Linked DNA regions of Mus musculus: all the other regions are linked to region 2. Evidence: chromatin loops called from intact Hi-C (ENCODE). Cell type or tissue: heart. All regions are shown on one strand.

Region 1 (8,000 bases), 510 kb before region 2:
CCAATCTGATAAAGGCAATTCTCACTTGAGGGTCCCTCTTCCCAGGTGACTTTAGTCTCTGTCAAGTTAACAAAAAGTAATCAAAACAGATCCCCATCTCAAAAAATAAAAACAGTTTCCATATAAATAAATGTAAATAAAATATCTTCTTTACCCAGTACTGAAGCTAGGACTGAATGTATGTGAACCCAAGTTCCCCGTAATCTCTTTTATAGCTATTTCTTGATGAATGCTTTCTTTAAAACTAGTAGCAAAAAAAAACAAAAAACAAACAAACAAACAAACAAAACCTCATTTTAAATAAATTACTACAGCAGTCATTCTAATCCAGCATTCTTGGGAGCATTTCCTGTCCCAAAGATGGTACCAGTCAAACCTCCTAGGTAGAACAATCTGAAGAAAAGAAAATTCACCCAACATTTTTTTTCATAATAAATATTCGTCTCTCTCAAAAGCAATCCATGTTAAGGAAAGAGCTATGTAACATCTCTCCTGGAATAATACCTCCATGGGCAAACTGTGACTGAAATATAATATGTATAGTTGCTTATCCTTGCTACTCATCCAGGGAGCATGCTCACTCCCCCACCTTAGCCTGTCCTCTTTCCCACGCACTCATGAGGGTAGGTCACGGAAGGTAAGATGCAGGAGGTTACAGCACTCAGGAGCTCTTGCATCAGACAGTATTGATTATCACTCTGCACTCCACGGTTTGTATCTAGGATCCCACTATGAGAAGGAAAAGATGTCACAGTTGCATCAAGAAACAAACAAGAACAGAAAGAAAAAAAAAATAATAACCAGGTTAGGGCTTGGGAGCTGAGCGTGCTGGCTGCCTGCCAGGCCTTCACAAACGCAGGTGTGTGCTCTGTGAGGCAAGTTTCCCAAAAGGCCACAAGGTCATCTAGCCCAGGGGGTGGAATGTGACTGCAGTCCTGGCTACAGAGAGGTAATGTCAAGCCACAGCAGCCTTAAGGAGAGATGACGAGGCTGCAAACAGACCCGAGCTTTCCTCTGCCCTCCTCCCTGTTTTCCTGCACAGCTACTAGCTTCCATGCCATTACTTGGCTCGTTTGGTTTCAGAACAGCTTGATGAATCCTGAATGTGGTTCAAATTGGTCCATCTGTAACTGCCCTCAAAAATCACAGTTTCTATTTTAAAATTGCCCGGAGAATTTTTTGTTTTTTTCTTCCCTTAATGCCAATGTCCAGGCCTTGCTTCCGGGATTCTCTTTCTGATGTACTGGGTGGAACTCTGACAACACTCTGGAACTTTTCTGCTTCTGGTTTTGTTTTCATCTTCATGATTCCTTGGGATGGGGATGTAGTGCAGCAGGCATTTGTCCATCATGCCTAAGTCTCCATATGAAATCCCAACATCACATACACAAACACAGGAAGGAAGGGAGAGAGGGGGGAAGGAAGGGAGGGAGGGAGGGAGGGAGGGAGGAAGGCAGAGACACTCTGTGACCCTGATGTGTAAAGGAGGATGACAACTCTTGGCTAACGTTCCTTATGGAAGCACTTTGAAAATTTGCTTCTCCCTTCCCTCCTGGAAGTTTGCATGGTGGGTGAAGCTTTTTGTCCTTACCTCCCCTGGTCAAGATGGTGCTAGGGATACTTCCCAGGCTGCTTTCAGCCTTGGTCTCCTTCTTCCAGTTCTTCACCCAGCTCCAGAGTCTGGCCTACACCTGCCACAGTTTCTGTTTATTTCCTGTCTTGCCTGGATGAGTGGACGCTCCATAAGCTTCCACTTATGGGGGTTTACATAAAGGTGATCAGAGCTGAGAGACACGATTTGGCCTAAAAATCAATCAATCAAATTGTCCCAAATGAACAGACGAGGCCATGAATCAAATGGAACTCCACACTTGTTCTCGCCTTCATTATGTAAAACCTTATCTGTGCCTGGCTGGAAATCGAGAGCAGGGAAGACAGATAAGACAAAGGCCTTGCATGTAGGCTCTAGTGTCTGTGCGTGAGCAAATACAATCCATGCAAATACTTAACCTCCATTCACAGACCCAGGACACAAACCTGGCTGGAGACTTTCACCCAGGAAACATCCCAGGATTATCGTGTTCTCTTGTTCCTTTACTCTTTTTAATTCTAGGTCTTTATCCTGCTACACTTTCTGAGTACCCCACTTTCTGTGTCCTTTCTTTTTTTTCTTTGCCTAATCTGTACTTTCTTTTTTGGTACGCAACACTCCTATTTTATAATTATGTGCATGCTTTATTCACCCTGCATACTTCTGTACCCAGTGTGGGAGAAGGCAATAAAATATATACAGTCAAGTAAACATGAGCTTGATATTTAAAGTATGTTTGTGCAGGTCCATCTTGACATAAAAGGCAGAGATTAGAAAAGAAATGTATTAGTCAAAGATGCCCTGTAAATCCCACGACAACACCTCTGCAAAAATAACGCATAATATTTTATTAAGCACCTTCTTCACGTCTATATGCAGGATGACTGACAGATAATCTTTAACACAGAGATATAGAAAATTGGCGTGTCATAAACAGTAAACTAAAAACTTAAAAACCTTAGCCGTAAAAGTAACTTCACCTTCCTTCAAACCAGTAGCCCATTGATCCTATTTTTCTCCTATTTAATCTTAAATCTTGAATTTTCCAGTTTAGTTTTGTGATCCTGTATATACCTTTTCATTTCCTCGGTTCCATCTTTTAATTGCTTGCAGCCTTACAAGTGTAATGAGGGACGCTATCCCTTGGGGGTGATAAGAAAGAAGCATTTATAGTCTGCCAGTATCATGGCTTCCCACTGACAAGCAGTAACCGGTGACTCCCGATGGATCCCTGTCAAAAAAAGAATGTCAGCTTCGCTGTTCTATGAGTAGGCTTCTACCATCAGAGAGGCACTACCGGGCAGCAGTCGCAGACAGTGAAGGAGCCACCACTACCGAGGCAAGTTGATAGTTATCAGCTCTATACAAGCAAACAAGATGAGTCCATCACGGTTTGCTAAACGCATGCCTCTGTTCAACATACCAGGAAAATAAAACCAAACCAGGAAATGCCGACGCCCTGGAAGACGAGGCCCCAGCATCAGTACCCTGGAGGCCCCAGCATCAGCACCCTCGAGACCCCAGCATCAGTACCCTCATGGCCCCATCATCAGCACCCTCCATCACACGGGTTCTTTTTGCAGAGCCACCTGCAGCAGACGGATTTTCTGTGATTTACAAAACGCAGCCAACTCATAATTCTGTGGCTTCAGTGGACGCAGAACTGCAAAGTGTGTCAAACCTCATCAGGATGAATTACCTATCCTTCCAGTGACTCACCAAAGGCACGAATGTAGTGCTCCCAGTAACCCTTTAAAGGTGATGATAACTGCAGGAGCATCTCCAAATGTTCGGCAGAAAAAGGATATGCAATCGCACAAGCCAAAACATAAATCCAGTTCATCTTGGCCTACACTGTGACTCTTTTTATACAAGTTAAAAAAAATGCTCAAGAAAAGTAAAATGCTCCAAAAATTAAAGTTATTCCTTTAATTACTTAGTCGTGTTTCTGCACAGCAAAACAATTAGAAAAACCGAATGACTATACAATTAAATTCTTAGGTCGTCAGAGAAATCAGAATTCCCTTGATTAAATGGCTTTGAAAAAAAAAAATGGAACACTAAATTCTTAAGACTCTTCGAAGACCTGTTTTAACCAGTCTGAGGTGACTTACAGATTCTGAAGCCACTTGTGGGTTAAAAAAAAAAAAAAAATTCAGAGGGGCTAAAAGTTCAATGACCTTGTAAATTAAGAGCTAAAAAAAATTAAATAAATAAAAACTCATACTAGTGTGATAGCCTAGCCAATCCCCACAAAATTGCAGGAAAACACTCGCCCGGAAATTGCTTTTTGGGAAAATTCCTATGAGGTAGAGGGGAAAGAGGAGGACGACGAGGAAGGGCTATTAGCAAATGCTTAGATGGTGAAGAGGGTACAAATGAAGAGAAATAAAACCAGCTGCCACGCAAACAACTTCCAGGCATCTCTGGATAAAAAGGAAAACAAGCCTTGTGCTGCATGCTGGAGAGTTGGATGAATGGGGAAGACTTGTTATACACCTAGTGGTGGGTGGATTTCACAGGCTGCAGCCTCCACACAGCTTTTCTTTGCTGCACTGCAGAGGCGCCATCTTCTCCGTCTTAATCTTCACCCTATTCAATCCTTTTATCTGCACCCCTTTTTTTTTTTTTTTAAAAAAAAAAGGAACCCTGAGGACCCTCCCCAGCATCCTGTGTCCCCCCCAGGGTGACTAAGCTAGAGTTCCCAAATCTGCCCCATAGGAGGCCGCACCTTAATCAGACAAACGCCTCCTTTGATGCCCTGGAGCCTCAGCCTCCCCACCACCAGGCACTGCCCTTCCCAGACGCACGCCTCACTCCCGGCTCGCTCTCTCTCTCTCTCTCTCTCTCTCTCTCTCTCTCTCTCTCTCTCTCTCTCTCTCTCTCTCTCTCAGGACTTTGCAGTCCCTCACAGGATTGCCAGTAGGTGGTGGTGATGCGGGGGTGGGAGACCGCGGGGCCCTAGCAGCACCTCTAGGCCCTCGGGGGCAGACGCGCAGCTCGGGGAAAGGAACGGCGGTGGCGCACCAACTACCAGGGCTCCGCCACCGCGCCCTGGACGGCGAGGGCGGGGTGTCGCGGCTTTTGTTCCCGGGGACCTTCTCAGACTCAGGGAGAAACTGGAGGTGCACTGAAGAGTCCTGGACGTCCAGGTTGAGGGACGGTGCCGGGTGGCCGCACTTTCCGATCCCTCCCATCACTTGGAACTTACACAAAAGGGAGACACGAAAATGCACAAAGTTTGCAAAAGGAAGGCGGCGGTGCGCGACCCCGCACCGACTCGGGAGAGGGTCGCTGCGCAGGCAGCCGCCGCCCGCGGCCGCCAGGAGCAAAGCCCAGCTTCGCAGTCAAGACAGGCGGGGGTGGGAAGGGAGTGTGAGCCAGGCGCTCCCCAGCATCCAGAGCTGCCCCCATTCCAACCCAGGACCCCAAGGAAGGGGAAGGGCGGCGATTTCCTCGCAGGGCACTGAATCCTGAGACGCTACGCTTTCGGTTTTCCACACGTGTCCCTTCCCCCTCGAACTGGGTGTCTCTCGCATCCCGGAGTCCAGCTCTCAACGCAGGGAGGAGTCAGGGTCTGCGTTCAGGCTCGTCCCCTCGCCTTCCAGCCCTAGGCTGGCACGGATATGGGGACCCCAGCGCCCTAACCCATTCCCTCTTCATCGCTCGGGCAGCGCGTCCCCGGGCAGGGTTGGGCCAGAGCCGCCGAAGCGCAGGGCGCCCGCAGGCGGGGGCGGCGAGGAGCGGTCTACCCGTGACAGCCCCCCACGTCTCGAGATTCAAGCTCCTCGGTGGGGAGGATCGCGTCCTCCCGGCGCCCGCCTCCCCAGTCTCGTTCCCAAGGCGCGGCACCCACCTCCAGAGCCCGAACCGTCCAGGCGGCCAGCAGGAGCAGTGCCAAGCTGGGCAGCATCGTGATCCTGCGTGGGCCACCGAGTGCTCCGTGTGCGAGTGGAAGATCCGCCGCGCCCTGGCTGTGTCCGCGCCGCCGCCGCCGTCTCCGGTGGCCCCGCGCTCGCTCTGCTCCCGGTGCTCTCGCCTCCCGCCGCCGAGGAAACTGACAGAGCTGGAGCGAGGCGGCGGGGCTCGCAGCCGGCAGAGTCAGCTGATCCCGCCCACCCGGCTCGCCACCCGACAGAGACCCCTAGCGGAGCCTCGGGGAGCTGCGCCCGAGCGCAGCGGGAGGCGACCCAGAGCCCACAGGTGCGGCGTCTTGGGCTAAGGGGAGCCGCGCTCCCGATGGGGTCTGGGAACCAAGTTGGGGAGTGATCTGGGTCAGGGAGAGGACCCCGCAATCGGGAGAAGGTGAACCGTAGGACGTTAAGGTTCCAGGGAAGTCGGGAGCGCTCTCGGCTCGTCCCCGCGCGAGCTTGAGTCACCCGACCCCGCAGGCCTCTCCCAAATGTGGTTGAGGAGCTAAGGCTGCGATGCGTGCATTTTTATCCGCAGTTCGTTCTCTCTATTTGGAGAGGTGGAGCGAGGCCGAGAACATTAGCAAAAGAAACAGGATTTTTTTTTTTTCTATTTTCTTTTTCTTTTGGTAGGAGGTCACCCTTCACGCCACTGCAATCTGGAATTTTTGTCTTTAGAATGTACCAGAGAAGGGCACAGGATGCAGAATGACCCATTTTTCTCCGTGTTTGGAGATGGGAAGTGGGTTTTTAAATGTATTATCATTGCATATTTGCTTGACGTGGATAATTTCAGAGAAGGGGACCGGCATCTGGGATTGAAGGAGGCAGGGAGGTAAAAATCTAAGATGGGGAAGAGATCAAAGTTAGGCCAGAAAAGATACCGAGTGATGGCTCTTTTTCCTCCACCTCCATCACCCAGGACTTCTTCCTGGAACTCTGCTCTCGATTTTTTTTTTTTTTTTTTTTTTTGGATCTGCCCTTATCCAGTGAAATGAACCTCCGTAAAACCATTTTCTCCTAGATTAAACACAAACTTCCCAGTGTTAAAATTACATTAGACCCATCCAGACATGCTCCCACTACCACCACCCTCCCGACCTAATGTGGCTTCAGACGCCAAGCTTTTGGCTCTCCCTAGGCTAGTGGAAGGAGATGAAGGTAATACCAAATGCATTCCTGGCTTCTGAGGCCACAGCCTTTTCCTTTACCTGATGTGTTTGCTGCTTAATTTTTTAATAACTTGACATGAGCTCTGGTCATCTGGGAAGGGGGAACCTAAATTGAGAGACATGCCTCCATTAGACTGACATGCAGGCAAACCTGTGGGGCATATTCTTTCTTATTAGTTGATGTGGGAGACCAGCCCTGAGCAGGTGGTCCTGGCTTGTGTAAGGAAGCAGGCTGAAGAAGCCAGGAGGGAAAAAAACAACAAGCAGTTTCTGCCACTGCCCAGTTCCTGCTTCAGGTTCCTGCCCTGTGTTCCTGCTCTGAGTTCCCTTCGCGTTAGACTGTGATCAGAACGCGTGAGGCTAATAAGCCCTGTCCTCGAGTTGCTTAGGATCGTGATTTTTTTATAACTCTGCAATAGAAAGCAACCTAGAAGGCCCGCTCTTTCTTTCCCACAGCAAGGAATCCAATCCCCTGTAAGTGTGGTGGGAGGATAGGTCTCCACCTCTTCCTTTCTGAGAAGTCAGCACTCATCTATCAACATGCCTACATACCACCTGCCCAACTCTACAGATACCTTTTTGTATTTGTCCTGAATGTCTGTCCTCTGAAGGTCCTCAACAAATAACAACAAATATTTGCTAAGTAACGTTTGCTTTGATTACATATGGCATTCATTTCCTACAGAAGCCAAGGAAAGGATAGGGAGGTAGCTCAGTCAATAAAGTACTTACTATCTAAACACGAGGACCTGAGTTCCACCCCTGGAAGCCACATAAAAATGTCAGCCATGCTAGCACCTGCTTAGGAGGGAGAGAGAGACAGACAGACTCTTGGGTAAGGTAAGCCAGGAAAGAGATCCTATCTCCAAAAAAAAAAAAAAAAAAGTGGAAAGCTTCAGCATCCAGAGCATCACCTAAGGATGACTTACAACAAGCATGCACATGCGCGCGCACACACACACATAGGCATGTACATACATGCACACATACACATATACACATACACACACAGACATACACACATATATACATACAGACATACAGACAAGCATACTCTTACACATACACACACATATCTATACTTCAAACACACTACATTTACACACACAGACATATACATACATACATACATACACATATATACATATATTTACTGACATACATACAAACAGACATACACACAGACAGACATACACACAGACACACTTACTCTTACATACATACACATATATACATATATTTACCGACATACATACAAACAGACATACACACAGACAGACATACACACAGACACACTTACTCTTACACACACACACATATACACAG
Region 2 (8,000 bases):
TGGAAATTAAAATTGCCCCCAAAGAACTATTTTCTAAACAGGTCCACAACCTCATTTACTATCAACCTTTCTTTTCCCCTACCTCTGGTGGGTGATGGGATAGAAGAGACATTGATGTATTTAAGAACCATAATTAAAATAGGTTTTGAAAAATATAAAACTTTCCACTCTGCTGATTTTGTAGCCTCCACATCCAGGAGAAGACACCACTCTGGCAGGTCCTGTAGTAGTAGTGGCGGTAGCGCTGGGTACCAGTTGGGGTTGCTCTTGGCTGCTGTTTCTGGAGCGCTTACCTGGGCTTGTTTCTTTTTGCTTCAGCTCTTTCCCTTGCTTTTTATACTGCCATTTCTCATTCCCAAGTTCTTACTAAGTCAGCTGTTATCATCTGCCATATCACCCCCAAAGAAAATCCAATTTGCTGCCTTCGTAAACAATATTGATGTTTCATAAGAACTTATGATTTAGAAGGTAGATAAAATGAATCCATTTCTTCATTTTGATGATAGCTCTACACACTTGCCTTCTATTTCGATGCAAATATTAAACTCTTAAACTTGCTTAATGTATTCTTTTAAAAGTAACCTTATTCAGAAATATTAAGTAAAATGAACCATTTTGAATGCCCTAAGTTCTCAATACTGGAAGGATTGTTATTGCCAAGGAAGGAAAAAGCAGTAAGCAGTAACTGAGGTGAAATGATATGGAAAAATCAAGTGGGCTTCATTTATGTCTGTTATTTGATTTGTATTTGTAGAATTACTCTGATATTTAGTGTGTATGTGCATATATTCTCTCTCTCTCTCTCTCTCTCTCTCTCTCTCTCTCTCTCTCTCTCTCTCGTGTGTGTGTGTGTGTGTGTGTGTGTGTGTGTGTGTTTGGGGAAACTGTGGAGAAGACAGATTTATTCCTTACTTTGTGAGGAATTCTTGGCTAGATTATGTCTTATAGGCTTCTTGGCTGGCAAGCGTGGGGTACCTATGTGGATAACCGTATGGGTCTGTGTGTCTCAGAGACATCTTTAGAGAAGGAAGTCAGTAAAGTGGTGCTAAATCGCTTTGAGAATTGATATAATGCATTGTTATGAAACTCTGATTTTGTCAGATTTTTCCTTTTGTCTTAGATTCTTCTTAGCCAAACACCTAGGATGATGGAAGGGTGGTGAACTGTGGTCTCTATGGAGATATGTTGATATCTGTCTCTTTGTCCCTGAGACAGTAACCTTTGGGAATAGGGTATTCACATATACAATCACGCGAGAACAAGAACACTATATATACTTAATTTTGGTGATCCTTATAAGAGGGAAAACCATGTGAAAACAGAAATGTAGATAGAGTGGCATCGTGCACACAGGCATGACAGGAATGATGTAGCTGCATGCCAGAGGACAGAGGAGTGACAGTCCCCCAGAGCTGGCAGAGGCCAGGCACCAAGGGATTGGGATTATGTAGACATTTTGATTCTTCACTGTGTCTTTGGGCTCCATCTGGAGCTTTAAGCCACCATGTTCATGGTGCTTCTTCCCTGCAACCCGAAAAACTAATTCAGAGAGCTGAAGTCAAACATGAGAAGGGAAAAGACTTGTTTGTGTGCTCTTGTTTTCCACTGTTCTCCTGGGGTTGAGAAGGGCATTTCTCCCATGGTGCCAACAACCTGGAGACTGACTTTGCAAAGCTTTTTAGGACCTGCCAGGGCTCCATCAGGGAGCTCCGAGAAAATGACACCACCATTATATGATTTTAAAGCTATAAAAGATGAGCGTATTAAAGACCCAAGTCTTCGAAATGTTCCTTTCCGTGCGATTATGATACAGCAAGGAAGGCGGTGCTGGTGATAAAGTGGGCTGTTTGTTCTACAAAGGCCTTGTGGAAAACACATGTAAACTCAAGCGCTGTCGGCACATTCTTCTCCCACAAACTGTCTTTTCTGTTAGATGCCTATGGTTCCATCTGTCACACAGGAAATGGCTATCTGTTTTACCGGACCCATTGGATGAGATCGAGGCTAGCGTTCCTGGGGGTTACTTGGGAACCAGTGCTACAACGATCTGATATAGCTTTGAGCACTAGGTGGCATCAGAGAACCTGCACGTGCCCTGGTCTTCAGAGCTTGGAAAGTCCTGGCTGGTTTCATGAGCTCTTCTTCCTTTGCTTTCCTTTTGCCTCCACCTCATTGCGAAGCAGACACTTTGTGGTCTGATGCTCTACGTAGCTGTAGCTAAGGCTGCCAATTCCCAGAGAATCCCAGTTCTCCTGAAGGGCAAGATGAAAGCAGAGATATGTAAGTGCTATGTTTGGGAGATGGGAAGATGTCTCATCTTCAACAGGCTTTTTGAGAAGGGTTACTCCTCGCTTTCCCTGACCCTTCTTGCAAAGCCTGTTGAAGATGAAATGCGCTCTTCCTGGGACATTCTTGATAGTAATAGTGATTAGATTTCGTCAGGAGATAGCCAATATGATTGGCTGCATCTTGCAAATTGTGGTCCCCGGAGCCAGTGTTCTGTGTTCCCGGGACTGGGAACTACATTTGAGGTTATTACGATCTTCCTGTAACTGAGCGCTGACCCACATTGTCAGCGCTGCCGTTACTTTTTGTGGAAACACACACTTCTTCCTAATCATCTCTCCTCATGTGTGGGAGACTAGTCAGCCGGTGCTCATCGCATTGAGATTGCTCAGCGTACATTATCATTTGTTTTCAAGTCATCAGCATCAGCACGGGTCCAACATAGACCTTTTTTTATAAACCTTTGGTTGGGAAGTTGTTTTCTGCTTTGTGTAAACTACAATTTAAAAACATTATTTAAGCGAATGAAGTCATCACGAGACTGAGTTTGAGTTTCCAAAAAATTGTGAAAACATAGGCCCAAGGAGACATATGAATTCTGCTTTTTAGCAGTCAAGTGGAGTACAATAGGAAAAATCTAGACTTCCTGCTTCATTTGCAGCTGCCGCATTTCACATGTTGGTGTATTTCAAAATGTAGGCTTACATAAATCTTTTGTTTGGTGCATTAAATAGTCTAGGATCACAGTTTGGCCATTAAGTTGTTTTTTAAAATGAAGCTCATGTTTTAAAAAGTCACACTCAACTATACTTTGGTAGATTTTACTTACAATTAATATTTTTTAAAGAAACATAATATTCTCTTATATTCCATCCTTTCTCAAATAGTAAGAATGTTTGAATAAAAATAAAGTATCAGTTTTAGTGGTAGCTGATTGTGGGTTAAAAGTGCCATCTAGTGGTTACACAAGGAAGTTCATTTAACTTATAAATGATAGTGTAAATTTCTCCTTTTCACTTCCATACCAGAAAGCAGTACAGTTGTCAGTTGGTGAAATTATCCATCATCTGGATATGGATCCACCAAGACAGCATGCTACAGGGTTTGATGAAGCTATACTTTGTACTATGCTGGACTCAGCAAATGTCATGAAACCATCTGGTTAAATACAATGTAGATGTACAAGACAGGAGGCCAACGGATTTCCCTCTTGCTCATAAACTTTTCCTGAGGGTTTTTTTTTCATGATTGATTAATATATTAAAACCAAACTCCTGTGCAAATAGTAAACAAAAACAGATCTCTCTGTCTCTGTGTCTATCTCTCTATCTCCCTGTCTCTGTCTCTCTGTCTCTGTGTGTGTGTGTGTGTGTGTGTGTGTGTGTGTGTATGTGTGTGTGTGTAGAGATGTGCTTGAATACAGGAAAACAACTCATTTAACTGTTCCTTCAGAGGCTCCTTCCTCATGATCACTTGTCATGATAAATGCAGAAAGGAGGCTCCATCAACCCCTCGGGAGAGATCTTCAGCCTCTGGCTAAGAGCCATGAATGAACCAATGGCAGAATTCCAATCTCACTCAATTTCTCTTGAGCCAGTCATTGGGATGTGTCAAGGTTTCTTCCAGCAGGTTCCCCCTTGCCTTCTTCCCTTCTCTCTCTCTCTCTCTCTCTCTCTCTCTCTCTCTAAGGACAGGCCATCTCTGTATCCTTCTCTCTCTCTCTCTCCCTAAGGACAGGCCATCTCTGTATCCTTCTCTCTCTCTGAGAACAGCCCACCTTGCTGTATAAAACCTGCAGACATAAAACCCAGAATAACATTCAGTCCTAGGGAATGCTTGTGTCAAAGTGATTCCTGTTTCCATTTCTCACTTTATTGTTTTCTGACAACAACTCAAGGTTGAGGTGCCTGGTTCCTTAGCACCTGTGTATCAAAAACTTATGGCTGAGGCTTGGAGGGAAGACTTAGGACATTCTCTCACCTCTCCTCTCTCTTTATGAAGGTCCCAAGAATGTTGCTGGGAGTCTCTGTCTTTGCAAAGACATTACTGAGGCCAGTTTAAGATCTGGAGTACAGGAAGGTAAAGAAGCGCTTTTGACTAACTCTGATTGCTCACTGGCAATGTTGTTAAATAGGTGTCCTATTTAAAAAGCACAGGAGTGGGAAAATTATCAAAGTGGGTAGGCTGAGTAGAAGATTACAGATGAAATGAACTGTGATTTTAAAAAAAACATTACGGTATGAGGCTGGAATGTTTCTCAGTTCATAGGGAACTTGCCCAGCATGGATGAGATCTGGTTCTGTCTCTAGAACCACACAGTCTATTATGGCTCAGGCCTGTAATCCCAGCCCATGGGAGCTAGTTACAGAAGAATCACAGGTTTGAAGCCATCGTTAGTTACCCAGGGATTTCGAGTGGCCATTCTGGGCCACGAGAGTTTCTGTCTCAAAAACAAACAAAACTGCAGTGATTTCTGAGCTTTAAACTTGTCTCTTAGTTATATGTTAAGTACTTTTCAAAGCCACTGCTTGCTTGCTTGCTTTCTTCCTTTCTCTCTTCCTTTCTCTCTCTCTCTCTTTCTTTCTCTCTTTCTTTCTTTCTTTCTTTCTTTCTTTCTTTCTTTCTTTCTTTCTTTCTTCCTTCCTTCCTTCCTTCCTTCCTTCCTTTCTTCCTTTGTTTTTTAAATAAGAATCCCGGTCACACTAACAAGGCCACTGATGGGCAAACAGAGTATGAAACTGGGGCAAAGGGTCGCCACAAACACAGTCATTGTCACAAAGCTGAAATACAGCAGAGGAAGATTGGAATCCAGAATTCTTCTCCCATGAGTTGTCCTGTACTTGGACTCAACATTACTCTAGATTTTGTGATCACAAAGGAAAAGCAGAGTTGCTACACACATTTCAACAAATATCTGAGGCTGGTATGTGTCAGGTCCCATGATGCTCCCAGAGGACAGAGATGGGTAAGTTGGTCCCAGATGTTAATTTTCTCATGAGTGCTTTTCTGACCTTGAACCATGCTGTGAGAAACCTCCGGCTCCATACCCTTCGCCTACCACGCAGTCCCAGCCAACGGGTGTCTAGACAGCACCTACCATCCAGATGCTGCCTGGTGAGCCATGAGGTCACACCACGGGGCAGCTTAGCAGCACTCAGCCTGCTGTGTTGGCAACAGCTCAGGCTTGCTAATTGGGACAGGTGCACAGTGTGATGACAGCAGACCACCCACAGAGTTGTGACACAGCCAGCAAAGGCAAGAGGAACAGAAAGGGAGAAGCAAGGAAACCTGATCTGCAGGCTGGGCGATGATGATTGCCAGAGAAGATTTCGTAGGCAGAGACCCTCGGAGGACGGACGCCTGAGAAGAAAGAGTGACGGTTTTTAGATGGGGATGTTCTTATCTTTAGAGCAAGTGATAGAGGCACAGGAAATGAATCTTTGGAAATATATACAACCACAAGCCTGCTGAAGGATATCATTTGCATATGTGTGTTATCTCTCTCTCTCTCTCTCTCTCTCTCTCTCTCTCTCTCTCTCTCTCATTAATCATAATGTAAGCAATAGATGTTTCCAAAAAGTGTAACAATATTGTTTTGGGGAAGCCTCCTTAATATTGACATTTCAAATAGCTAGATAAGAATTAGTGGTAAAATTAAAGAGCATTTCAATAACTAGTTAAGTGGTGCTTAGCAAAAATGTGAGATAAACCCTCTTAGACACATGTAGAAGTTCTTTAGCTGTCCTTAGATCTTAGCACTATAGGCAAAACTGATCTAATATTGTAAACAGTGGCAGAAAGAATAAGACAAAAATCCCAAGAGTTAAAACAGGGAAAATTATTCAGTCATGGTCAGAGTTTCAGTGAAACAGTGTTCTATTTTTCTTGGGAACTAATGGATCATAATTTGTGCCAAAATGTTTAGCAACTGGTGGGATAGCTAGTATTGATGGCCAGTCAGCTTGACAGGACTCAGAACTGCTGCAGACACAAATCACTGGACACCTTGGTGAGGGAGTTTCTAGACTGAGTTGACTGAGGTGGGCAGACCCACCCTGAGTTTAGGCTGGGGTCCCAGACAGACTCTCCTTTCTGTCCACCACCTCACTCCCGTGACACCCAGGCGAACATAAACCTTTCCTCCATTCAGATGAATCCAGTCTGAGGCTTGATCATAGCAATGAGAAAAGTCACAGCTACACTAGTATTCAATTAAATGCTATAAATGTGTATGTGTGTGTAACGTGCACTTCTGGTAATGTCTGTTAGGCTTTAAGTGAGATTTTAAAATGATGGACATAGAAACACATTGAAATGGTATGCCAGTTATGAAAATGCTGTATTCCTTTACATTATTATGCTAGCTAGGAGTCAACAATATTTATTATCTACATCTTTGCAACTTGGCAACTCAATCTCAAGTGGAGAATTAGATGCTCATTCGCATTTTCTTCCCTCTCAAAAGTTATCAGCCAATCAGAGTTACTTAGAACATGTTACCTAGTCACCTTCTTTTATTGTGGAAGCTTGTACTTGACAATGTACTTGTTATCACAAAAATTCCTAACAGCTACACGGTCTGCCTGGTATGTTGCTGGAATGAAATTTAGATAATATTCATGAGGCCTTTATTATAGACACTTTAGAAATGTTTCATCGTAATTAGCAAAGCTAAAATGATTTCTTAATTCTCTGAATATGTAGGTCTTAATGGTGAAAACCTGAGAGCTCTTTGGTATCTGTTATAATATTAACACTTACATTTGACATGGAAAAAAGAAGTAAAAATTATTTGTCAGTGTATATATTCTGTGTGTGTGTGTGTGTGTGTGTGTGTGTGTGTGTGAGAGAGAGAGAGAGAGAGAGAGAGTGTGTGTGTGTGTGTGAGTGTGTGAAGTTGGGGAAAGGGAGGAGACAGGGATAGAGAGGGAGAGATATGTTCCACATAGATACTCAATCCTATTTTTTCCGAATGTTACCTGTGACAAAGGAGGTTTTCAGGTATGAATAAGTTAAGGTTTTTTATGTGGAAGGGTATTTTGAGCAATTCTGATGGACTGAGTATAATGTCAAGGATCTTTAAAAGACCCCGAGTGAAAACAGGCAGTCAGAAGTTCGTGGAAGGAGGCAAGGCTGTGGCAATGTGAGAGCAGACACCAGCTAAGGAATGCGGGCGCTCACTGAAAGGTGAAGATGGCAACGAAGCAAATTCCTCCCCAGAACCTTCTAGAAGAACCAGCCCTGGGATGGAGTTTGAACTTTTGATCCTTAGTGCAGCAAGAAGTAAATTTTCATTCTTTTACCTCACAGAATTATCACCATTTGTTCCAGCAGCTAAGGAAACCCACCCATATTCATTCAAGCTGAATTCACAGCAAATTTGGGGAAATTCCTATTTTATCTGTAAGGAGCTCATCCATGCTGGTGTATGGTTTCCACAAAAGACAAACAAGCATAGGTTCTCCCCAGGGACGCTGTTGGCTGACTCTTGCACCATTAGTACTGTTCAGAATCCATCTGGAACTGCTTTTCATGTGGGAAGGGAAGGGTTGTTTATTTGGGGTCACATCTTGGCATAAAAGAACCTGGACACAAGCAGTTGCTTAATTTTCAGTGGTAACGAAGGCAATGGCTAACAGCAGTGCAGCCCAGGGTTCACTGCACTGAACAGGGTGGAATAAAAGTCTTTCACGGCCCTGGCACATGTCTTTTTT
Region 3 (8,000 bases), 130 kb before region 2:
ATTACAGAATTGACTCTGCATACTGTTGCTCTACTAGGCTTAGAAGGCAATGAGCTGGTGAGAGAAAATGTCCATATAAATAACTTGTAAATTGACAGTTTACCTGATATCATACTGAGGAATCAATAAACAACGTGAAGCAGGGAATTTCTGATTAAAAGGATGTGTTGGACCCGTCATGACCATGCTGCTTTTCAGTATGTAATTTTCAACAAGAGAATTTATACAAAAATATTTAATAAGACTCACACTGACCTTAAACAACTCTTTGCTCTTCCTAATGATTTATTTTTACATAAATACAGTACAGTATTTATTTTTACAGTATACGGTTACTACTGAGCTCTAAGAAGCAGTATAAACTAGTGTATGTGGTTCAGGTACATATTTAAAAAGCATTCTACCCCTGCAATATACATTCTGTACCCGAGAACTTCAAAATGAGCCACTTCCAGCTCAACTCCTGAAAGTAATGGGGATTGTATGCTATAAATTATATGAAGTTTTTATTCCTAACAGAGCTAAGATATTGAAAGTACAAGATATTATATTTATGGACACATGTTATTTTATTGCTTTTTGTTTTTTAAAGCAAACCTTCGTGAGCTTATAAACCAGGTCTTCCTAAGACGCGATCCAAATAGAGCAGAGGCCGTCTGACTTTGTTAATTAATATGGTTCTCGTGGAACAAGTGAGAAAGGTCATATTTTCTTTCTCTTCATCTTATTTCTGTATCACAGATAAACAAAATGAACTTTAAAAATTTCCACTTGACTGGAGAGGGAAATTATTTTTGTTATTCTACTTAAATCCACACGAGAAATGTGATCGATCATATAGCTCCAAGAAAGAAGCTACAACACCAACAACAGTATTTTCAAGAAAATACATCACTGTTTGTTTGTCTGGTTGGTGTAGCCCAGGCTGGACTGGATATCTGAATGCTGAAGATGTCCTTTAACCCCAGATCTCTTGACTTTACCCTCTGCACATTGAGGTATATGGCACCTCTTCCAGCTAGGGCACCGAAATTGTTTAGGCTTCCTATGCTGTTAGTGTCCTTTGTGAATTCCTTCAGCTTGATTTTTGTTGTTGTTGTTGTTCAATCGATTCAGGTATCTAGACAAGTCAGCTCTCTGCAGAGCTTAGCAGGGCTATGCTGCTGTTTTGTTCTTAATAGCTATCGAGATCATGAAGTGAAGATCCCATTACTCCTGGTGCTGGCTGGGAGCCCTGACTTCCAATTAAGCTTCCCAGGAACTGAATGATTCAACTGCCCCATTGCACTCCTTACTGTTACTACTGACATGAGGACACCGTGTTATCAAAACACTGAGAGTCAGCTTTACAGGAAACCAAGCCCTAACGTTTCTAGCCACGAAGCAGGGTAATTCCTGCAGCAAACATCCACGTTACACACAGTTCATTGTTTTTATGGTATTTTCTAGCACTGCTGTCTGCTTCCCAGAATTGACGAATGTCCTCACAATCAAAGCCCTTCCTTCAACCAGACCCCCAAGCTAACGGTGCTATCATAGTCAATTTTTCTCATATGAGAATAATCTGGTGGAGATCACAGTGCATACCATATTGGGCTGTTTTTCCTTTGTGAAACAATGGAACAGTCTAGTTGCCCTTGAAAAATAATAAACAACTATTCCTAATATCCAAATTAATATCCCTGAAAACGAAGTCAGACTGTCTTCAAGTACTTTTTCATGAAAGGTGTGATCTGGAAGGTTCCCCCAGCATCCTGCCCACCCAACTTCAGGAGTGTGGAGTACAGGAGCACAGGATAGCTCTATCTGGCTTGAATCCCTTGCTTAGAAATGGCTTCTGCTAGCTATAGCCGAAGCTGAGAGGAAGAAAAGAAGGGTCTGAGACCCCGAAGGTAAAACCTTGATCGAATCCTGTCTTTGTAGCCTGCAGTGGGAGTTGTACAATAATGTAAAACTTCATTTGGATCTCCTTCCAAAAGTTACTAAAAAAAAACAAAACAAAACGCCCTAAAAACCAAAAGCCAAAACCAAAAAGACACAAAAAACCCCCCAATGTATTAAGCCTAGAAGAAATTACTATTTGTTTAACTTTGCTGAACCAAACAGAACATGAATGTATTACATTTGTTTTGTGCAATATAACTAGGCCATGGTCAATGTATCCACTTAAGAGATTTTCTGTGTTGTGAAATCACTTATTAGAATTCACTTATTAGAGTGTCCGGGCGTTTAACCACAACACGTGTGTCCATCATGTCTCAGTTCCAACCAAACTGAGCTATCCATTGCTGAGATTACCCATTTTACCACGCAGCATATGTGAATTCTATATCCTAAAGTTTTCTTGGTCCAGGGCTTTCCTAGTTTCTAAATGTCTCGGTCTTGCTTGCTTTCCTCATTCAGATTTCGTAAGTTATTGCCTGAATTTGGCTGAGCTCTTCTGTGGTCTAGTAGCCTTGCTCGCCTGGGAGGTTCTCTTGGTGACCATAATAAGCATCTCCCATGGGGACTTACTCTCTTGAAATAGCAATATGGCCCCCTTCTTTGATAACACGGTACAAGATTGTACCTGTGCCATGATGCATGCTTTCCCACATTAAACTGATCTATGAGCTCACCTTACCATCCACCGAAAACTCTCTGCTCCAGCATCAAATAAAGGTGGTAACCTTAAAAGAGCCTCTGAAATAGGAGGTTCGGGAATTTTCACCAGAGAACTCAACATTTCTCAAATGAGCCAGCAAGCCACCCTAGTGCTGGGCTTGCAACTCCTCTGTAGCTGATTAAATAGAAGCCTAGGGAAAGCAAAAACTACCTATAGAAACCATTTCACTAGCCACCACCCATTGGTCCATTGATGAGGTTCCCTGAACACTGGAAGAGCTGTGCGTGAAGATCAGAGAAAGGGAAAGGGGCAAGAGCAGCCTTGCAGCCTACCATGAAGAGACCCAGAACAAAGAAGCCGTGGCCCCATGAAGATCCTGAGTCAAGGCAACAGCATCACCCGCTGCATCATTTGCTTCTTGCTATTTCTTTGTGTGTGTGTGTGTGTGTGTGTGTGTGTGTTACTTTGATAAGCTGAAGTGGTGGGGAGAATCATCATTGTTTTCAAGAAACTAGCAGTGAGATGTTGATTCAAACTGACCAAGAGGACCATGGATACTTAGTGCCTCCGACAGAAACACTGAGCACAATCTAAACAGCAGAAATGCTACAATCACTAGAATTGGAATAATTGTCACCAAGAAAGAAGTACTCTTTCTACTTGTATTAATTTTTATATTAGAAAGTCAGCATTTCCCCTATATCATCTTTAATATGATAACTTTTAGATACCAATTTGCTTTTTAAAATATTTTAAGGACAGGGTCTCCTGTGGGGTAGGGTGTGGTCTTAAACTAACCATACAGCTAACCTTGACCTGGAACTTCTGACTTTCCTGCCTCTGCCTCCCCAGTGCTGGGCTTACACGTGGGCCTCCCACAGCTGCTTAATGCAGTGCAGGGGACTGAACCCAAGCCTTTTTGTTTGTTTATGTTAGGTAAGTACTTGCCTAACAGTGCTCAACCCCAGGCCCTCGTCTGAATCTTAATAGATTAAAATTTTCAGCCAGCAAGGACTTCTTTCTGTCAGATCAGGGTAATGGATTTGATTATCTTGATACAATGGTGAAATTCAATTCTTTTGCTGTAAGGAGGGAGGCTGAAGGACATCTTCCTTTCAGTTGGAGTGTCTTGTCTTGGCAAGTGAGGGGAGCTGAACAGCTCGGCCTACGCCTAGGTCAGCCTGTGATTCATTGTCTTAGAAAGTTAGAAACACAAGATGCTTTAAGCTTGTACTGTCTGTGAACACGAGGATGCAAGGAGCGCACATGTAATTAAATTTATACTTGAGTAAGCCCTGAAAGGCCACATAAGGCTCTCTATCAAGCTTAGAACAAGGAAAGCACTCTGCTTCATTAATTATCAGCAATTGCCACTACGAATAATTATAAGGAGGGAAACGAGAGGCCTTTCACAAACAGGTGCTTAATCACATTTAAAAAAGAAAAGCATATTTGCCTGGCGAAATCCTATTTCGCCCAGACCGTATAGCTCAGAGCCTACAGTTGTTCAGTCGATTTTGTGGAGCTTCTAAAACAAAAACAAACAAACAAACAAACAAAATACGGGACATGTCTAAAGTAACTGACTTCTAAAAGAGGGGAAAATGGACTATTCCAGATGTCAGTAGCCTGCGATAAATGTAAGAGTCACTAATGCGTTTATTTTGAATAACTTCACCTTTATGTTTCAAGTATTTTAAAGAGTCTCTGGCGGCCCTAGACCAAAGTTCATTTAAATCCTGGCCGTGTCTTTACACTTTTACACTAGCCGGGTTAAATCCCCTTAAATGCGAGCTTTTGAGTTGCTTTACAAACAAAAAAGAAAGCAAACCAGCAAATTAGTAATGTTAAAGGAGAGATGGTGTTTGAGATTGCGGCTGTCTGGTGTTGCCTCCTAGGGGAATCGCCACCCTTTTACATTCCTGCGTTGGCCCCACGCCCCTGGCTGGACCCTCTGTCCCTGTTCCCACTGCCACTGACCTGCATAAACAAAGAGCAGGATCAACTTCGGAAGCAGGACCCCTGGACGCCGGGGCAGCCTCAGCGCGTCCATCCAAGCCGGTGGCCCCAAGCTGCTCTCTAGGACAGAGACCGGTAGACCTGGGAGCGACTGGAGTGAACCCCAGCAGCGATGCGGAGGATACAGGGCGGTCAGGAGAACAGGGATGTGGTCCTGAGAGCAGGGTCCAAAGCCGCCCTGGCCATGACCCCAGCCTTGGCGAATCCGGCCGGCTGCAGGGCAGCTGGGCGCTGGTGGTCCTAGCCCGGGTGAGCTGCCGCAGGGGCTTTATGTTCTGCCCAAAGGTGCTGTGCCCTGGCAAGCAAACGGCAGCTTCTCTGGCGTCCTTGGCCACCCAGGTTCAGGTTTCATCTATGAGGGTGGCACCAAAGTCGGATGGGGGTGGGGAGGTGACGGACTCCTCCCCACTTCGCTGAGTTTTCCTCTATAGAATGGCAGGGTGCTTGGCTCCAGCAGGAAGGAACTTCTGAGTTGTTTGGCTTTTGCTACAGTTTAGCCTACCCCCTGGTTCCACAGGTCTATTGTCCTCTCTGGGCCACAACACTCCCCATCCCTTTTTCTTCTTCTTTTTTTTCTTTCTCTTATTTTATTTATTTAGTTTTCGAAGGAATAGATGGAGGCTTTGGTTTCCTGTCTAAACAAATGAAGATGGGAGTTTCCAGATTTAAAAGGAACGAAGAATATGTAACTATACAAACTAGACGGAAAAGCTTTTCTCACCAGAAAGCTGGTAAAATGTCTATTTATCACACACTTGAAGCGTTTCAAGCAAATTCAGGGAAAACGAATGAAACAAGAGGTGTCTGGCCACTGCTACTGCTCTGGAGTTACTGTCCTATGCAATTAGATAAGAGAAAGAAAATACAATTATAAAATTTTGAATTTAAATATTAGCAAGTAACTTGTACAATTGTATAGAAAAATCAATCAAGGCAGAAACTCTTTTCTAAATCAATTTTTTTCTTTGTAAATGGAAATGCTCAATTCTATGCAGAAAGGAAAACAGAGAAAAAAAATAAAAGAAAATATTTCTCTTCACTAAGAAAAGCCAGTAAAATAATGTGTTTTCCTCGATTATTCTGCAAATTTGAGGATAAATTAGATCTTAATAGGACTGCCAACCTGAAGCTTTGCAGGTAAATTGGCTTCCAAAGTTCATACAGAAAGTGAGTGTGTAAGGACAGGAGATTTTTACAGCCAACTCACTACACTTTTAAAAGATTAAATTGAATGGAAGACATTACCTGTAAGTATAAAACCAAGTAACTAGAAATACTGCTTTTAGGAAGCAATACGCACTTTAAAAGCTAAATGTATCTGCACCTTAATTTAGTCTATCATCTTGGAAAAATGTTTCCCAGTGGATGAGAGCCATAGACCATAGGCTGGGAATATATAGAATCCCTAACTAGATTTACTGCCTGAGGAAGAGCCTGTCATCCACTGCTCCAAGAGAAGCCTGACCGGTTCCCACTCTCACCTCCAGCTAAACACAGTGAAGTTTTAGTGTCATCATTCAAATCTATCCCACTCTGGAAAAACATTTTCACATGTTTATTTCATTTAAGGCAGGGATGCTGTGTGCACATGTAGAGGCCAGAGGACAGCTTTCTTTTTCTTCTCCTATGTGGATCTCAGAGAACAAACCCAGCTGGTCTGGGTGTTCAGCAAGCCTTCTGGGTGCTGAGCCATCTATTCTGATTTTATCCTGTTTTTCTGTCTGACTTTAGACCTTTATAGTTGTCATTAGAAGTAGGTCCCCTGCCCAGAAATACCTGCCCCACTAATAATTTCCTTTTTCCCTGCTTCCAGTTATAACATCTGCAGTGCTATTATTATTATTGTCCTACAGTTTAAAACATGGTGTTAAGCTTCTTTTTTTTTTTTTTTTTGACGTTTACATTTTATTTACGTCAGTAGCACTAAAATACATTCCTCCTTGAGGGTCACATTTTCACAACACACATTAACACCAATCCATACTCCATAAGTGCCCACACCACCTCCCACCAAAACCAAGCAAACTCAGCAAACACTTTGTGGTCACTTCCTCAAAACCCGGGTGGGTCCTGTCCCGGCTCCTAGCTACGGCAGTGCCCAGAACTCACAACGCTTCCCTTCCCCTTTCCACACCGCGGACCCATCTCAAGCTCACCAACACTGTTCATCGTGTGCTCATTGCCAAGGGGACAAAGTTCGAACAATAGATCCTCATGGCCAAAAGGAAGTGACACTGCCAAGAGACACGTGCAGCCCAGAAGTGAGGTGGCATCAGAATTCCCTGGTGCTCGATGTAAACCACAGGTTAGGTGACAGCGCGGCATGGACTATGGGGTCGAAGCTTGTGAAGGGGCCCTTATGAGCTTCTTGCTTCCTAGCTGATTATTCTGCACGCGCCTCTGTGTGCTGTGTGTTTGTGTTAATAGCCAGTAGCACACTGACCTATCATTACTAGAAATGGTATTGCTAAGCAAAACCTTTTGACTGAAAAAGGACAAATATTTCTCCAAGAAGAAAAGATGAGGTTTCCCAAAAACTAAACTATATTTGGTGTCAATTTTTGACCACCTGGAGAAGATTAAAAGTTGAACAATAAATAAGGAAAGACTCTATCTGAAGTGACTCCTGATAGCCTTAAGTGTTGCCAGAGTACCCTGAATCAAAAGCATCCTGACACCCATGGCTCAAGGCACAGCTTACTTTACCTCTAAGTTCCGCTGTACTTAAAACTGCGCACTGTACCACCGCCAGGAGGTAGTCTATCATCAACACATACCTAGCTCCCTACTGGACCCTATGGACTCCTACAACTACAAATACCTCAGAGCTCAAAGCAGGGCTTGGGCTGCTGAAAAGAATGAGGCAGACCCTTACAACTCGAGGAAAAAGCTATGGATTTAGTGCTGGGAAAAATCAGAGTTACAAGGCTCAGGCTGTGTCACAAACTTATACCAGCTACCCGGGATTGTTGCCTCTGTCTCCAACACCCTTGGATCCTACCGATCCGTGGGCACACGTCCATAATCCTGCTAAGCCAAGTGACCCTGGGCGACATTTAAAGGATGCCGCTGCCATGCACATGCGCAACACACACACACACACACACACACATACACATACACACACAGTGGCTGCCGCGGCTGCCGCCAAGTCCAGCCTAATGGTTCCCTTTGGTCGACTTCTTCTTCTTCAAGTCCTCTTTCTGCTTCTGCTTCTTCCTCTTGCCACCTTCTTTGAGCCCTGCTGAGGTCATAGGGGCATCCCAGTTGCCAGGAACCCGCTGCCTGTCCTGCTCGTCATCTTCCCAGTTGCTTTTAGACCCAAGTTTGGCCGTTGGGGCAGGCCTGGGTGGCTTCTGTGGGCGGGTGCTGACAG

What was found. Peaks named below come from ENCODE experiments on the same cell type or tissue, not always from the same donor. Only the 100,000 strongest peaks of a DNase experiment are listed, where the experiment ranks them.
Region 1: it touches region 2 in a loop (3-fold over the local background); 11 of 42 quality-filtered maps call a loop at or near these places.
Region 3: a loop joins it to region 2, with 2.8 times the contacts of the local background. A loop is called at or near these places in 3 of 42 quality-filtered maps.

The regions. Positions count from the first base shown.
Region 1 is chr16:85,168,055-85,176,054 of GRCm38, forward strand. It overlaps App (amyloid beta (A4) precursor protein), which reads right to left and starts at 5,653. Exons shown (of 18, transcript NM_001198823.1): 1 at 5,448-5,653. The coding sequence starts at 5,504. In heart, CTCF peaks have their summits at 4,097 and 4,951; DNase peaks (open chromatin) are centred at 4,117, 4,537, 5,087 and 5,767; H3K4me3 peaks cover 3,392 bases; H3K27ac peaks cover 2,684 bases.
Region 2 is chr16:85,675,154-85,683,153 of GRCm38, forward strand. No RefSeq gene overlaps it. Among named protein-coding and RNA genes, the nearest start is that of Gm52244, 120 kb to the left of the region's middle. In heart, CTCF peaks have their summits at 2,064 (motif pointing right) and 3,236 (motif pointing left); no DNase peak of the experiment used is centred here.
Region 3 is chr16:85,545,451-85,553,450 of GRCm38, forward strand. It overlaps Cyyr1 (cysteine and tyrosine-rich protein 1), which reads right to left and starts at 4,923. Exons shown (of 4, transcript NM_144853.3): 1 at 4,586-4,923. The coding sequence starts at 4,658. It also overlaps the pseudogene Gm2541. In heart, no CTCF peak of the experiment used is centred here; DNase peaks (open chromatin) are centred at 1,271 and 4,841; H3K4me3 peaks cover 1,875 bases; H3K27ac peaks cover 2,010 bases.